2 separate regions of the Mus musculus genome follow, and region 2 is linked to region 1. Evidence: chromatin loops called from intact Hi-C (ENCODE). Cell type or tissue: left cerebral cortex. All regions are shown on one strand.

Region 1 (8,000 bases):
TAAGAATCTTGGATGTTGAAGCTGCTTGACCACATAGCCCACTGATCCAAATCCTACGTGTTCATGGAGAGGTCTAGGGGGAAAACCTGAGGAATGAGCTGAGGTAGGGTGTGTTTCGAGGCATCCAGTTCAGTCCTCATCAGTGACCTCAGCCATCTCAAATAACACCAATGTACAGGGTGGGGGTGTGTGTGGAGAGGCCCTGGACAGACTTCGGGGGAGGGGAATCATCTCACTAGGCCCCAAGAGCAGAATGTCAGAGGGTACTGGGTGTGGAAGGCATGGTGCTTCCTCCTATGGATCACCAAGGCCCACCGTGTCCACTGGGAACCAGAATCAGATGTTCTGTAGACTCAGACCATATGTTGCCACACCCTGAGCCAGCCCACAGTTCTGGCTGAGTTGCAGCCCGGGTGAGCAGTCTCAAGGCTGGCTCTCACAGTTTTAAGAACCTACTTGGCATTAGCCAACAATGTATATGGGGGCTTCTAGACACCAACTATCCATTGCATTTTATCCAAACATTTGGTTCTTTTATCTTGGCCCCTTTGTGCCAGATGCACTTAGAGGAAGCCATTCTTTGCAGGTGGAAAGAACATTGTGTGACTTCTATTTTCCGGCTGTCTGCTACACCAAGCCTTGGCTCTGAAGGGAATTATACAGGACTTGTCCTTTGGTCGTCCAACCCCGTACACAGGTCTCCCTCCACCCCTCCATGTCAAGGGAGTGAGCACCCTCTATAGTTGAATCCTCACCATGTCAAAGTTTGAATTACTCACTGGAGGAGAACACCAGCTCTTTCTTGTTTTAAAATCTCCCCTCTGCCTTCAGTGGCTCCACAGAGAGAATCTAGCAGATAGTTTAGGGAAAGGTAGCAGATTCATGGACTCACCAAAGGGTGGAACCTCCATTAAAGGTGACCCAGTGAGACATCTGTCCCAGTGGGTCTCAGCCAGGGGTGACTGTCTCCACACATCTCCTAGTTGATTCCAGTTCTGATCAAGTGGACAGCCAATTCTAACCTTCACCTTAGAACATAGCTAAAAAGCCTATTATACAGAAAGATGAGGTCGTGCATTTAGTGAGGAGGGTAATGTTATCAGAGGGGAGGGGGCTGAGAACTTCAAGGGACAGAGGCCCATGTCTGCAAGAGGTCTACTTTGAGGCTTGCTGTTCAGTATGGTGACTGTAGCCCACGATAATGTCCATGACAATGTGAACATAGCAGTAACCATGAGTGGGGCTGGGGAGAAGCTTGGTGGTTAAAAGCACTGTCTGAAGAGTCACGAGGACTGGTGTTTGGCCCCTAACACCTGCATGGCCAGCTGGGCATCCAACACTTGTTTGTAACCCAGCTTTTTGAGGGGATGGAGACAAGATCTCTGTCTTTCAGACACTGGAAGAAAATGTAAATTCCAGGTCCCAAAAGAGACTTTGTCTCAAGGGACTAGGTGCAGAGTGATGAAGGAGGACAGCCAGCGCCCTCTTCTGGCCACCACGGGAACATGCACACACGTATCTGTGCACACACCCGGAGAGATTCAGGCACACACAGATACATAAACATTAAAACAGATTGTCTATCACCAACAAGTGCTAGGCCAGGTGTGATGGGTGTGTTAAAGCAGTTGCCACATCACTGCATGGTACCCATAAGGAGAAACAGCCCTTTGCGGTCTATAAATATATAGTCACAATATGTCAACCACAAGTAGCATTAACGGTACAAAAATCACACATGATTCTCTCATCATTCGTGTCCATACTAATCACATGTGGAAATACTACTTTGGATATGAAGGATAAAGCACTCCTTCAGAGTCTACACTCTGCTACTTCTGTCTCCAGCCTCCTGCTGGTTCCTGTTCTGGGGCTAGTTAATTCCCTGGCCTCCAGACATTCACACTGTGCTGGGAGCATGGTTTTAGGCGCTCCTCATGGTCAGCGGGCATTGGGGTCCTGCCAGGGAGACAGAGGAGCAGAGCCAGGCGTGAATCTCCTGGATCCTGGGAAGAGCTTATGCTGAGGCATGTGGAGGGATGAATGAGCTCTTGGGGACTGTCATTACCAGCTCTCCGAGAAACTGGATTGCCTGCAATAAAAATCTCCAACATCCTGCTTCAGGGCTGGGGTCTCATGGGGAGCTCTTGACACGGTGCCCAAACCACAGCCTTAATCACCGAGGCACGTGGCTCACACTTGCATGGATGTGTGGACGTGGGCCTCTCTTCGGGCTGGAAACTCGGAGCAGCTTCGCTCTGGAGAAACGGATCTCTCGCTCTCTTTCCTCCACCCACATGTCAGCAAAGGCTTTACTTAAGCAAATGCCACCTGCCCCAGCCCGGACACTTGTCTGCACCACAGAGGCCCGTGCTGAGTGCCAGCAACTCAGGCCTGTTTTCTCTGAGGGGGCCGGACCCTGGAATGTTGACACCCCGTGGTTGTTGCTGTAATGATAATGCTCTACATTAATAACACACCTCTCAGCCAGATGGGTTCCTGAGTGCCCTACAGGCTGTGACAAGTAACCATCCTGAGTTCCAACAATTTACTGTGCCCACCAGGGCTCATGGCTCCTGGATGAGTCACAGGCTTTTGTCCACATGCAGAAATGAGGCTGGATTGGCCAAGGGGAGAGCAAAGCAAAGGAACTGACCAAGGCCTGACTGGGAGGATGTGAGGACCATGGTCACTGTGCCATCAAGGACCAGAGTAATGAGCCAGAAGCAGTGGTAAGGAGTAGGGGACAGGTCAGTGAAAAGATCCTGTCTAATAATTTAAAACTGCAAAGCCATGCAGGACTCTAACTTAGAAACAGAAAGAAGTCAGATGTAGAGGGCCATGCCTGTAATTCTGGCACTGGGGAGGCTTTAGCAGGAGGACTGCCACAAGTTGAAGGCTATCTTGAATTAGATAAAGTTCTAGGCCAGCCTGGGCTATAGAATGAGAACTTGAGATCTTAAACTCTTGTCCCCTCTGCCCCCAAATAAAAGGGAAGAAAAGAATGGAAGGGAGGGAGGGAGGGAGGGAGGGAGGGAGGGAGGGAGGGAGGAAAGAGACAAGGACAAGAAGAAGGAAGTGAAGGAGAGAGGTTTCTAGTCTGAGGGCAGAAACCACAAGTCTGAGGGCAGAGACTACAAGTCTGAGGGCAGAGGCTACAAGTCTAAGGGCAGAAGCTACAAGTCTGAGGGCAAAAGCTGCAAGGGCCAGAGCTGGTTCCAAGGTTCAGCCCTGGGATCTGATGACAATGGGATGGGGCCCCTCATGTTTTGGGGAATTAAACCCTTGGGAATCCATCAACCCTTTGGTACTTTGAGCTTCTGGATCCAAGCTTGCTTGAGTGAAGCTGAACCACAGGATAGATGCAGCCTGGGAAGATAGAAAGCAGCTACTGGGGCATTGGATCCCATGGAACTGGAGTGCTGGTGGCTGTAAGCCACAGTGTGGGTGCTGGGAAATGAACTTGTCCTTTGGAAGGGTGGCCTCTGGAGCTATCTCTCCAGCTCCAGTAGGAAAAATCTTAAAATTGAAACCCGCAAAATTCTTCTATGACCCCAAGTAGACACACGAGCCCCTCGAGCTTTCCCCCTGCCTCGTATGTGGCTGTATCTGGGTGCTTCTTCCAGGTGTCTGTCACAGAGCTTGTCTGCCTTTCCCAGGATTATTTCAACCAACTTCCAAAGGGCTATCTAACTTTAATTTTTTAAAAAATGATAGTTCTTAACTCCCCCTTTAGCCCACCACCCACCAGAGGTAGTGGAAAAGAAAGGATACAGGGGAAGTGGACCTGGTTAGCCAGTTTGTTTTTTTTGTTTGTTTGTTTTTTGTTTTTGTTTTTTGGTTTTTTTTGAGCAGCTTCCATCTGTGTTGTCTGGAAATCAGCAGTTTAGTTTACAGGTTATTTAGTAGCAGCTCGGTCTACTGGTAAACATTTTATGGATATATCAGTAGTCCAGTTTGGTAGAGTTGGGACAGTAAACATGACTCAGCAATGGTGGCATGACCCAGCAGAGACAGCCAGGCCTCAGTGTCGGCACGAGTCAGCAGGAAGGACTAGGAAGGTCATCAGAAGAAGTTCTTAGCTGTGCCTCTCAGCAAACATCAGCAAAGTCGAGAGCCCCATAAGCTGTTGCATAGTTAGTTCCACAAGTAAGCCAAGCTCAGTCTCTGTCACTGTCTATCAAGTTTTATTCGTGTTATCTCTAAATTTCATGTGTTCTCCATGGATCTTTCCCTAGCACGTGACTCGGCACCTGCATCTATCTCAGCTGACATCACTCTGTCAATGAGCCTGTCCTCGGAAGCTGCAAGTAGCTATAGCACAGTACCAGAAGTTTTTTTTGGCATTTCTCTCTATGGAGTTCCAACAGATGGAGCTCAGCTGCGCAATGTAAGGTGGGCCAATACATAAATGTCCTTAGCAAAGAATCTTTCATCATGTGTCCTTTCATGTGCTTGCTTTAGTAAAACATCCTTTCACCTGTGTCTGCTTCAATGAAATGGTCCTTCATAAGTCTGCCTTAGTCTTTCACCTGTGTCCACTTCAGGAAAACACTCCCTTACATGTTTGCCCCAGCAAAACACCATCCAACACAACCGACTTTCCAAAAAAACCCTTACATTTCCACTTCAGTGCTGAGTGAGGATGTGGGCAGGACCTAGGGGGAGCAGCCACACTTTGGGCTGCTGAGGATGGGGTGGGGGGCAGCTTCTCACCTATGCTGAGTAGGAAGCAGGAGGCATCTGGAATTTGCTCTGGCTGGAGTGCAGAGGGTGTAAGATGCTCAACAGATGGCACACCCTGAGCTGCTGGTGGTGAGTAGGCTAGGCGAGAAGACGCAAACATACTTCGAAGCCTGAGGATCTGCCTGCCGGTAACATGGTGGCGCCATCTTGGGATGAGTCACGTACATTCCGACATGGAGGGGGTGAACAGTCTGCTGGTGTCATGGGAGAGGGAGGAGTGGTGAAATTTTCAGCTGCCAAGCTGGTGTTTGAAATGGAAATGGCCCAGCTGTGCAGATGATGAACCGAAGGATGCTCCTGGTAGTTTCTTTTTAACGGCATGAAGGCAGGTCAAACAACAGCAGGGCATTTTAGCTCTTTCACATGAGCTGGAGCATGAGGAAGATCTTGGCAACTAGTCCGAACTCTGCCTGCTAGCGGGCGGAGGTCCTTTGCAGCCTGCTGGGCAGGGTGTGGCTAGACTTCGGAAGTTTGTTTCTTGTATGGGAGCTTTGCTCTTCTTCAGGATGAACCGAACTGAATAAAAGCAGGAAGCGTGTAGGTGATTTGACTTCTCATTCAACAGACCTAGTAGTACCCAGGTAATGGCAAGCAAGCATACCCCTCCGGCCTTGAGGATGGGGTGCCCTTAGTCACCTTCAAAGTACAGGGGTGTGGGCAGTGGACCTATGCTGTCAGTGTGCAGTGCTAAAGTTTACTCCATGTGTGTTCTCTGCACAAGTCCACATACGTGTGGGTCTATACGTGTTTAGTGTGCACACGTGCAAATATGAGTGCATCTGTATTAGTATATGTGTGTTGTGTGTATGGCTGTTGACAGCAATTCCTGCTTCAACTCACCACTCCAAGGAGGAACACATGCCTGGGTTTCCTCTCCATATTGCTCAGGAGTTCAGGCCCAGCTAAAGACAGGCACACCTTGACCCTGACACTGGTAAGGAGCAGGAGGAAATGGGTGAGTAGCATCTACTACAGGAATAGTCTCACCCATGGTGGAAAGGAGGTGAGGCTGAGGTAGTTTCTTTAAGAGCCCAGGGAAATTCAGAGGATAAGATTCTCTTAGGAACGCTTGGCTCATCCAAGGAAGAGACTGGCCCTCAGGAGTTTGTGACTTGCACAGGGTGTTGTGGGATCACTGGGCTCTGGAATAAGCTGTCACTGATGCTAGTGCCTGACCTAGCTCCAATGGACAAGGAGCTCTGCTGACTGGCAGCACTTTCTACCCAAGGCCTGTGCCATTTTGTGCAGAGAATCCTGCATGAGACCAAGGGTGCTGAGGGGACTTCTGCATATAGTGACCGGAGAAACTTCTGGCTGCCAGCGGGGCCTAGTGCTAAGGATTGTAGGCATACAACCTCACTGGTCCCCATAGAGCCCTCCAGGCACACTGTAACACGACTAGCCTTTAGAGCTGTTCCCACTTCACCATAAGCCAGTTCTCCTGGGGCAAGTCCCAGGCCTAACAAGGCCCTCCTCTTCTCTGCTGTTTGTAGTGGAGGCCACTCAGCCCTCTCCCACGTCCCTTTCCATAGGGCAGTAGCAATGCCTGGCCAGAGCCTAGGCCAACTTCAGAACTCAGAATGTATGCCCACAGTTCCCCAGTGGCAGTAGCTTCCTGAATGCGCCTATGTCTGACAGACACTACCTCAAGAGGGGTTGTTTATGTCGCCTTTCTCCTCAGAGTCTGAAGTAGCTTTCCTGGAAGCCATTCAGCATGAGACACATGCTCCTAGCTCCTAGCTCTGCAGTCATGCCTGCTCTTCTGAGGCACTGGCTGGTGGCCGCGGAGGGCACCGACTATGCAGCTGGTCTGTTTACATCAGTGTATCCAATGCCCGCCTCTTCCTCAGGCCCAGTCAGATGCTGCTAATTTTCCGTTCTGGTCTCAGCAGATCCTGATGGCCTTGTCATTTGTGGAAAGAGTGTGTTTGAAGCCCCCCCCCGCCCCCCATGCCCATGTGCTGCTTTATTGGATAATATTCTATTCATCCCCCGTTTATGTCTCCAGAAAATATGCAACTCATTTAGTGTAGAAGGCTCTCTCAGCAACCACTGTCCATCGCTGGCAGATTGAATATCGCGCTAAACATATCTCGGACACACCCTAAGCGCTTGCTTGAATGTGGTCATCTGGGAGACGTGCTGAATCTAAACCCTGGCACACACGATGAAGTCTGTTGCTGAAAACACCCGGGGGCACCTGCCAGCATGCAGTCACTTTCCTTTTCCTGTAAGAGGGTGATGGGAAACTCAGACACCAGGCTGATTGGAAACTCAGTCTTTCCCAATCAGTTTTTCCCCCGGGGCTCAGGGTCTGACTGTCAGTTTGGGGCTGTTTCCAGGGATGTGCTATTTTGTCCATAGTTTTATGTGTAACGCCTTTTAAAACGTGGCTGTTTGTAGATGACTGTTTTGTAGACCAGGAAATGGAAATATGGGTAGTTTGACTCGTGGCTGTGGAGATGGCTCAATCACGTAAGAAAGAGAATGAGATTGTGTGTCCCAGGACTCCTGTGAAAAAGCCTAGCCTGGTGGCAGAGGCTTGCGACCTCAGCAGTGGGAGGCAGGGACAGCTAGATCCCTAGGACTTGCTGGCCAACCATTCCAGCCTGACCACTGAGCTCCAGATTCAGTGAGAGACTGGGGGGCACCTGAGAAATGATGCCCAATCTTGACTCTGGCTTACATATGCATACACTCATGTGCACACACAGGCTTATACCAAAAAAAAAAAAAATGACCCAAGTGAGGCCTGTATCCAGAAACTTCACCTCCAGCTCTAGGGGGCACCTTCTGTGTTTTCCTCTCTCTCTTGCCTGATCTCTTGACATCCACTGAATGTTGGCTTCCTGTTGTTTCTTCATGAAAACGCCACGTCAAAGCAACATTTCCAACTCTGCAATTTCAATCTTCTGTTCAACTCCAGGAAAACCACGATTCCCTTATAAGATGCCAGGCTTAAAACACATCTAATTTGATTGCAGGTGTAGATGTCTCTGATCAGAGATGATATCTCTGCCCCACAGAGGTGGCGGAGCACTACCATAGCTTTTGCCTTGTGAGTTAAAACAGGAGAGCCTTGCTTTCCGCCCATCAATCAGTAGATTGGTTTGGTGACCTTTAAGCCAATTTGCCTTCGCTAAATCCATTGTAGAAAAATGCAAAGAGGCTTTCTTTTGGGTCCTTATTTTTATTTTGTAATTTTTGTTTTCCCCCTCTCGTGCGGCCATTTAGAGCCTGGAACGAATGCATGA
Region 2 (8,000 bases), 81 kb after region 1:
GGTCTTCCACAGACCTGAGCTTGAAATGAAATTCCTGAGCCAAGGACTCTCAGGTCACATGGTGCATGGCCACTCTTCTGCTCAAGTCCATGGTTACAGGGCTGCAGGTGGAGTGAATTATACAGAGTTGTGGAAGAGAGACTGTCTGAAAGTCATGAGGGTGTAATGATTGGTTCCATCACCCCTCTTTTCTCCTATAGTTCACCAAGACATCCTACAGCAGCTACAGATGCTCTGCAGGTATATGCATGGCCAGATTTAGAAAGTCATAAGAAAACGGCCGTCTTGTGTCTCGGGTCATGTTGTCAAGTGTCTCTGTACTCCCCAAGACATCTAAAGGGAACAGGCTCCTTCATTCAATGCCTTCTTGACATTTCTGTCATCATGGTCCTGAGGTCCAGAGGTACCTTGGAATGTTCCAGAAAGCTCCTAAGTCCCTGCATTAGAACACTCATGGTCACGTTTTGAGGCTGGTATGAATACACATAGCTCTTCCCCTGTCTTTGTGTGTTTAAAAATCCTTGCAAATATTTCAAGAATGTTTAGATCATTTCTCACAAGTTATTTTTTTAAAAACCCAGGAGAACCTCAGCTTCCTGACCTGGTTGGTAAAGAGCTGTGGGGCCTGAGCATAGCTCTCAGCACAGTACCCCAAGGTCTAGGTACCCTGCCCAACTGCATATAGCACTTACGCCCCCCTGAGGATGCTCTGCTGGTGCCTGCATCCCCTTCAGCCACTAGGAAAGGTTGATGCAGCAAAGAGCATCTGTGGGCTCCCTTGTACCGGCTGCCAGTGTCTGGACTGCGTCCTGAGAAACCAAAGCTAGAAGAGAAAAAACGCTACCATTTCCTTTTAAGCCCTTAAACATTTGGGAGCCAGTAGAAATGACAGGGTTGAGTGTCCAGCTGGAAGTCGTGAAGGGGATGGCGGTCTGTGGCTAAGCGATGGCTCCTCCTTACCTTGATGTGACACTGTTGCCTGTTTCCCGGTCACCATGTTGTTTTATTGTCCCACTAGTACAGGACTGCTGATTTTATGAGCATAACCCAAGATACTAGCCCCAAGCTCTGCTAATACTCTCTTAAAAAAAAATAGAATTCCCCAGGAGATTATTCTCAGTCATTTGAGTCTGCTGTGGCCAGCTCTAGGTTTTTAATCCCTCTTGTTTATAATGAGTTTAATCTCTGTCATATTTATCCTTTAGAGAGACAGATCCCTCTCTCCCTATGCCTTGCCACGTGACCACATCAGTTAGGCAAAGTGACAGTGGCTTTAAACCCATCTGTCTCTTGAAAGAACAGTCTCCAAAGGCTTAAGCCTACACCCATAAATAATCTTTGAGGGGCCTTTAAAAGCGAACCTGATAAACAAGATCAGAGGGTGGAGAGAACCGAGACCACCCTGGGCAGGATAAAGCTGGCGTTTTGAAATGGAAAGTCAGTTCGTTTCTTCTAAGCGGTTTTGTTTCGGCCTCCTAGCTCTGAAAGAAAGAGACATTTGATCCACTCTTTGCAAGTCAGTGCTGAGATTTCCCAGGCCCTTGAGTACTTACTTTTGGCTTGGGAACAGTCGGTATGCAGGTGTCTGGCGTCTCTGGCAGGAACTTGGGCCCATCAAAGCTGGTCAGACCATAACACCACTAGGGATGCCTAAGATGGGTTTTGATGTTAAAAGCTCCCTGCCCATCTCGGGGCTGGATTACAGTGGTCATATGTCTTTTTCTCTCTCTCTGGAAACTGGTTAGTTGAATCAGGAGAAAACAAAAGTGAGACTTCCCTAGGATCAGGTATTCAAAGATCTGAGACTTATGGGGGACATCTCATTCAAACTAATGAAGCCACCAAAGCCATTCTCAACTGTAATTCAGATTTCAGGGTTGTTTGTTTGTTTTTCTTGCAAATCTGAAGAATGAAATTCAGGAACCACAGAGAGTGAGGTTCAGGGAGAGAGAGAGAGAGGCAGACAGAGAGAGAGAGGCAGACAGAGAGAGAGGCAGACAGAGAGAGGGAGAGGCAGACAGAGAGAGAGAGAGGCAGAGAGAGAGAGAGAGAGAGAGAGAGAGAGAGAGAGGCAGACAGAGACAGATACACACAGAGAGAGGACACACACAGAGAGAGACAGACAGAGATTTTAGAACTCCTTTATTGGTTCCCAGAGACCAATGGATACGGTATCATCCAGCTGTTAGTCTGGGACTCCTTAAAGGATGAGCTATCAATCTAGCTGGCCCAACCACAAAGTATTCAGGTGTCTCCTCTGCTTCAGTCCTGTCCTGGAGTATAGCTTATAGGAAGGAAGGAGAAAGATAACAAGGACCTGGGGTTGGGGAAAGAGGTAGTGGAGTTGGAGGAGTTGGGATGGGCAGAATTTTCTTTTGGAACTACTACTTTGGAGTCTCTGCTCAGCGGGACCAATGTCTGCCTTCTTGACAGTTGGGCCCCTCCTATCTGTTTCAAGTCTTTCTCTCCTTGGCTACTCCCTTTTTATGTCTGTCTGTCTGTCTGTCTGTCTGTCTGTCTATTTGTCTGTCTGCCTGCCTGCCTGCCTGTCTTCCTTCCTTCCTTCCTTTCTTCCTTCCTTCCTTCCTTCCTTCCTTCCTTCCTTCCTTCCTTCCTTCCTCCCTTCCTTTCTTTTCTCATTTTTATTTTCTTTTTATAAACCTTTTATAGATGCTTTATTTTCATCTGTTACCACTGTGTATATGCGTGGTGTATGTGTGTGAGTGGAGCTCAGAAGACAACTGTCAGGAACTGACATCCCCCTCCACTCTTGCTATAATGAGATGAGGGGACCCCCCCACATCTGGCTTTCAAATGGATTCTAGGAACTGATCTCAGGTGATCAAGCGTTTGTGGGTTGTTGGTTTGTCTGTTTGTTTATTTTTACCCATTGAGCCATCTCACTAGCTCCTACCATTTGGAGAATAAATAAGATACTCAAATCTCTCCTTGGCACCTTCAGCCCCATCTTAGGGCTGCTCTAACAAGTACTGGGCCAAGAGCATGAAATCAAAATATCAGTATCACTATGCAGAACCTACCAAGCTCTCTGGGACGTCTTATCCCCATACCCCACCCCAGCCCTGACCCAGGCCCCTGACATGTGGATGCATCTGTAGTCCCTTCCCTACTTTATATGGCTGTTACCTTGGGTCTTTGCAACCTTACAAATCCCCTATGCTCCCAATCACCCTGCAATTTAGGGAACACCTTAACATAGGTTCCTAGAAACAAGCAACCGGCCTGCACATCTTTCCTCTGAGGGCCACTTGGTTTTGCTATCACCACAAGTGACAGAAACAGGTACCTTGGGTTGTAATTCCAGACTATTCTTTGATAACCTCCTGTCTCTTGATTTTCTACTGCCCTGGGCCCTCTTGTGCATGGTTCATGCTGCACTGCCCATGTAAGCCATTCACATGGGCACACTGCCTGGAATCTCCAAAGAAGAGCTGATCACATTCTGGGGAGCCCATGGGGTACCAGATGTTGGGAATGGACAACCCAGTTGGGAGTCACACTATATCCCGGACATCCCCTTGCTGAAATGACCTTCATTTGGCACAGAAAGAAAATCAGGGCCACTTCTAAATTCCTCATCTTTAAAACACCATCTCCTGGAGAGGCCCAGGAACACTTACACCCAAAGCAAAACCTCCTCAAGGGTCTTTGTAGCAGGCGAATGACCAGTCAGTCACAGTCCTGATATTGGGTCTAGAGAAGCCTGGCTGGCCCTTTTCTCTGTCATAAGGATTCCTATTGACTCTTCTTTGGTCATCAAGGAAAGGAGATGATACTCAGACAAGTTGGGGACCCCATCAGACCTAAGGTGGATTTACAAGGACATCACTTCCTGGCATGCTTTGATGAATGTGGAACGGTAGCCGAGAACAGCATGGGGAGGCTGATGGGACAGAGTTTGATCTCTCTCATCATCAGGAATCTTTTTTTTTTGTCATACAGGGCAGAGAGAAGGTATGGATCAGTGGCTCTAGAGGGCCAGGCTTCTAGCATCAGGCTGTAACAGTGCTGTTAGTCCTCTCACGGATGCCCACCGTGGCCCACCCTCTCACTCTCTCAGCAGCTCATTGCCTGAACCAACTGGAGGAAACAGTGAAATTCCTGTCACTCCAGTCTGTGGCCTCACAGTGGAGCCGCCTGGGAAGGGACAGCTGGCCCCGAAGAGGGCATACACACTGGCTGCCCTGATCAGCCGATTGTCCAGGTGGGTGAACACCAGGCTTCTTTAACCATCTGTGCCAATGGCTCAGTGGGTAAGAGCACCCAACTGCTCTTCCGAAGGTCTGGAGTTCGAATCACAGCAACCACATGGTGGCTCACAACCATCTGGAACGAGAAAAAAAAAATCTGTACCAGGTAACTCCCTGACGGTGGCATCATCCCCAGGGTAGATTAACCCTTTCCTGTTTATACTGAACATTGTAATTGAGCTTCCTAAATCTGCAGCTGCTGCTGGTGGTGGAAGGGATGGAGAGAAAGAATTGGCTCCCATGTAAGATTTTTATAGAGCTACATACTGTTGCGTCAACAAGTCTAGCTGGTTCACTCGTTTCAATGCTTCTCTTATTATAGACAGAACATATGATGGAAGCTGTTTGCCAAATACAGAAAAGTGCAAATGAGATGATTAAAATCACAGCTGATCACCACTAACAGTCAGATGCAGGGTTCTTCCTCTTCCTAGAGTAGCTTAGAACTGGAATGTTGCTTGAAGCTGAATGTGTGTGCAAGTTGCCTGGGCAGCAGGTGAAAATCCATGCTTTGAGGTCAGCGTGGGTCTGAGTGTCAGGGGATGCTGGTGCTGTCAGGAGATGCTGGTGCTGTCAGGAGATGCTGGTGCTGTCAGGAGATGCTGGTACTGTCAGGAGGTGCTGGTGCTGCCAGGAGATGCTGGTGCTTCTGGTTTGGGAATTTTGAGGGGTACAAAGTTCCAACACGGGTTTTTCCAAATAAGAGAAGATTTTTGGCTCCCCCAAAACCCGTTTTCTCATCTAGAAAATGAGAATAACACCTTCCTGTCCTGTAGAGATTTGATGTAAACAAGTGCTACCTTGTACCTGATAATCTGGCACACAGCACAGGTTTGGTAAATTGTGCTGACACTTAAAATGATATTATTATCTGGATCTCAAGGACTCTATGTGGGCAGCTTTTCTTTTGCTTGCCTTCAGTCAGCATCACACGGTGAGCATTTTCTCCCTGTGCTCATGTCTCTGGCAACACTGTTTCATACCTGTGCTTTAATGGGCAGTACTGTGGAGGACATAAATTACTTGAGCATTTAAGACATGGAAATAATGGCTTTCTTGTTTTTCTCATAACCCAATAAAACCATGTTGACAAAAGTAGCTATTTTTATGAGAGTTCTAGGCTCTTTAAAAAGTGTATTGCACTTTCCTCTTCTGGAAAAACAAGTCACAGGCATTTTTAGAGAGAACAGCTGTAGCAACTTATATGCTCTCAGGCAAGGGTTTCTTTTTTCTGTTTGAAGTTTAGAGGGTTCTTGGAATCCAATGAGCTCTCAACAGCAATTATAGAAACAGTTATATTGGCACCTCAAAAAAAAATCCCCAAACCAACCAAACAAACAAAACAATTATAACTCTAAATTAGAGAATTTTAGACAAAGGGCACATTTCATGTCTATTCCCAGTGATGGAGAAAATAGCCACAGAGAAGAAGCTGCGGAGCCGAGGAATGTTGACATAGTCAGGAAAGATTGCAAACATCCTAGCATCCTCTTACAATTTCATGTTTTCAGTGTCACAGCCAGGAACTCTTTTCTTAGGCATGTGTGCATGTGTGCATGTGTCCATGTATGTGTGTGTATGTGTGTGTGTGTGTGTGTGTGTATGGTATGTGGTGTGTGGTGTATGTGTATACATGTCTTTGGTATATGGTATGTGTGTGTGTATTGTATACATGTCTGTGGTATGTGGTGTGTGTATATGTGTGTGTGCGTGTAATGTGTGTGATATGTAGTATGTATGATGTGTGACAGTGGTATATATGTGTGTGTGTATTGTGTGTGTGGTGGTATGTATGTGTTTGCATGTCTGTTCTGTGGTCTTGTATGTATTGTTTGTGTGTGATATATACTGTGTGTATATGTGTGTGTATGTGTGCATGTGTGGTGTGTGTGATATGTAGTATATATGGAATGAATGTGGCATGTGTATGTGTGTATGTATTGTGTGTAGTGGTGGTGGTGGTGGTGGTGTGTGTGTGTGGTATGTAGTGTGTGTTGTGTGTGTGCGCATGTCTGTGGTATGTATGTGTGTGGAGTGTGTGCATATGCATGTCTGTGGTATGTGGTGTGTGTATGTGTGTGTGATGTGGTATGTATTATGTGTGTATGTGATATATAGTGTGTGTGTGTGTATGTATGTGGTATATAGTGTATATATATATATATGTATATATATATATATATATGTGTGTGTGTGTGGTCTGTGTATGTGTGTGTCTGTTGCATATGTGCCAGTCTACATGCATATGTGTTGTCTGTGGAGGCCCAAGGTCATCATGAGTTGACATCATCCTCCAAAGTCACTCACTTTGTTGGGACAGTGTCTCTCACTGGCTTGTGCTCACTGAGGCTAGGGTGTCTGGCTGGTGAACCCCGAGTATCCTCCTGCCTATGCTTCCCTAGCCCGGGCATAATAGATGCACACCACCATATCTATATCTGCATGGACTTTCTTCTTGTTTTGTTTTTGTTTTGAATATAAGTTCTAGGCATTAAACTCAGGTCCTCGTTCTTCTGTGGCAAAACCAAGCTGTCTCCCAAGTTCCCTTTCCAGACATTTGGTGGAACTTAAGTTAACTTTCTAAGAATGACACTGCCCTTGGGTTCTTCTCTGCACACTCTAAGGTCCACCCCACCACCACCCCCCACAGGCTCACAGAAGTCTTCTGGGGACAGGACTATGTATACTCAAGTTCTGGGAGAGTCCCAGCAGGCTCCAGCTGGGCAGAGTGTCTGCTAAGGTCAGCCACACTGCATGCACCTAGGACAAAACGGTTGCCATGAGCCTGCTATAAATGCCTCTCTCTGGTTGGGGAGGTTAGGTAATTCATAAAGAATGAGTTACTTGGCTAAGGGTTGGTTCTGAAGGCCAGGAAGTCCGTGACAGTCATCTGCTGAGGCCTCTGCTGTAGTCAAGGTATAAAGAACATGAGAGAGAGAGAGAGAGAGAGAGAGAGAGAGAGAGAGAGAGAGAGAGAGAGAGAGAGAGAGAGAATGAGTAGTCCATGAGTGACTTAATCCATTCTTGGCTGTCTTACTTTCTTGCTGGATTAAAATAGCCTGACTAAAGCAAGCAACTTAAGGATAGGTTTCTCCTGGAGAAATAAAAACAGAGGGAATTAGAAACAGCTCGAGACATTACATCCCCTGAATGCTGACACTCAGCCTCCTTTCTCCCTTTTTTTATTCAGTGTAGGACTCAGGCCTAGGGAATGGTGCCCCCCATTGTTAAGCTAGGTCATCCCACTTCAATTAACCTAATCAACATAACTCCTCACAGACATGCGCAGAGACTAAATAATCCCCCACGGATGTGCTTGGAGACTTGCCTCCTAGGGGATTTCAGATCTTGTTAAGATGACAATCAACCATCACCATCCTGGTCTAGTCAACGCTAAAACCAACCACTGGGTCCTACCCCTTATTCTCCCACAGCAGGGATGCAGTTTCAACCTAAGTTGGGTGTCTAACAGCTAGAGCTGTTTCCATCACTTCAGTCTTCACCTATGGCCACTTCAGAGCCATGTTTTGGAGCTTAAGCCACATCTTTGGTTTCTTCTTGAGAACCAGCCGCAGCCTTGAGTTCTATACATTTCTCTCTGCCTGCAAGGGGAATCTGGGAGAAGCTAGGTCTTCTGGTCAGGCCTTCTGCTTCAGCAGGCCCAGGACTTATAGTCTGACACCCTGTCTTTTTAATCAGTAATCATGTTTATCCTTGGGGAAGTTGCCA

What was found. A loop is a pair of places that touch in the nucleus more often than their neighbours do. Peaks named below come from ENCODE experiments on the same cell type or tissue, not always from the same donor. Only the 100,000 strongest peaks of a DNase experiment are listed, where the experiment ranks them.
Region 2: it touches region 1 in a loop (2.6-fold over the local background); 3 of 42 quality-filtered maps call a loop at or near these places.

The regions. Positions count from the first base shown.
Region 1 is chr1:90,271,156-90,279,155 of GRCm38, forward strand. It overlaps 2700003A03Rik (a long non-coding RNA gene), which reads left to right and starts at 1,717. Exons shown (of 4, transcript XR_003947931.1): 1 at 1,717-2,750; 2 at 4,239-4,395. In left cerebral cortex, a CTCF peak has its summit at 1,487 (motif pointing left); DNase peaks (open chromatin) are centred at 382, 2,196, 4,325 and 4,840; H3K27ac peaks cover 1,693 bases.
Region 2 is chr1:90,352,163-90,360,162 of GRCm38, forward strand. All of the region lies in intron 1 of Gm34992 (a long non-coding RNA gene), which reads left to right. Among named protein-coding and RNA genes, the nearest start is that of Gm34992, 18 kb to the left of the region's middle. In left cerebral cortex, no CTCF peak of the experiment used is centred here; a DNase peak (open chromatin) is centred at 4,619.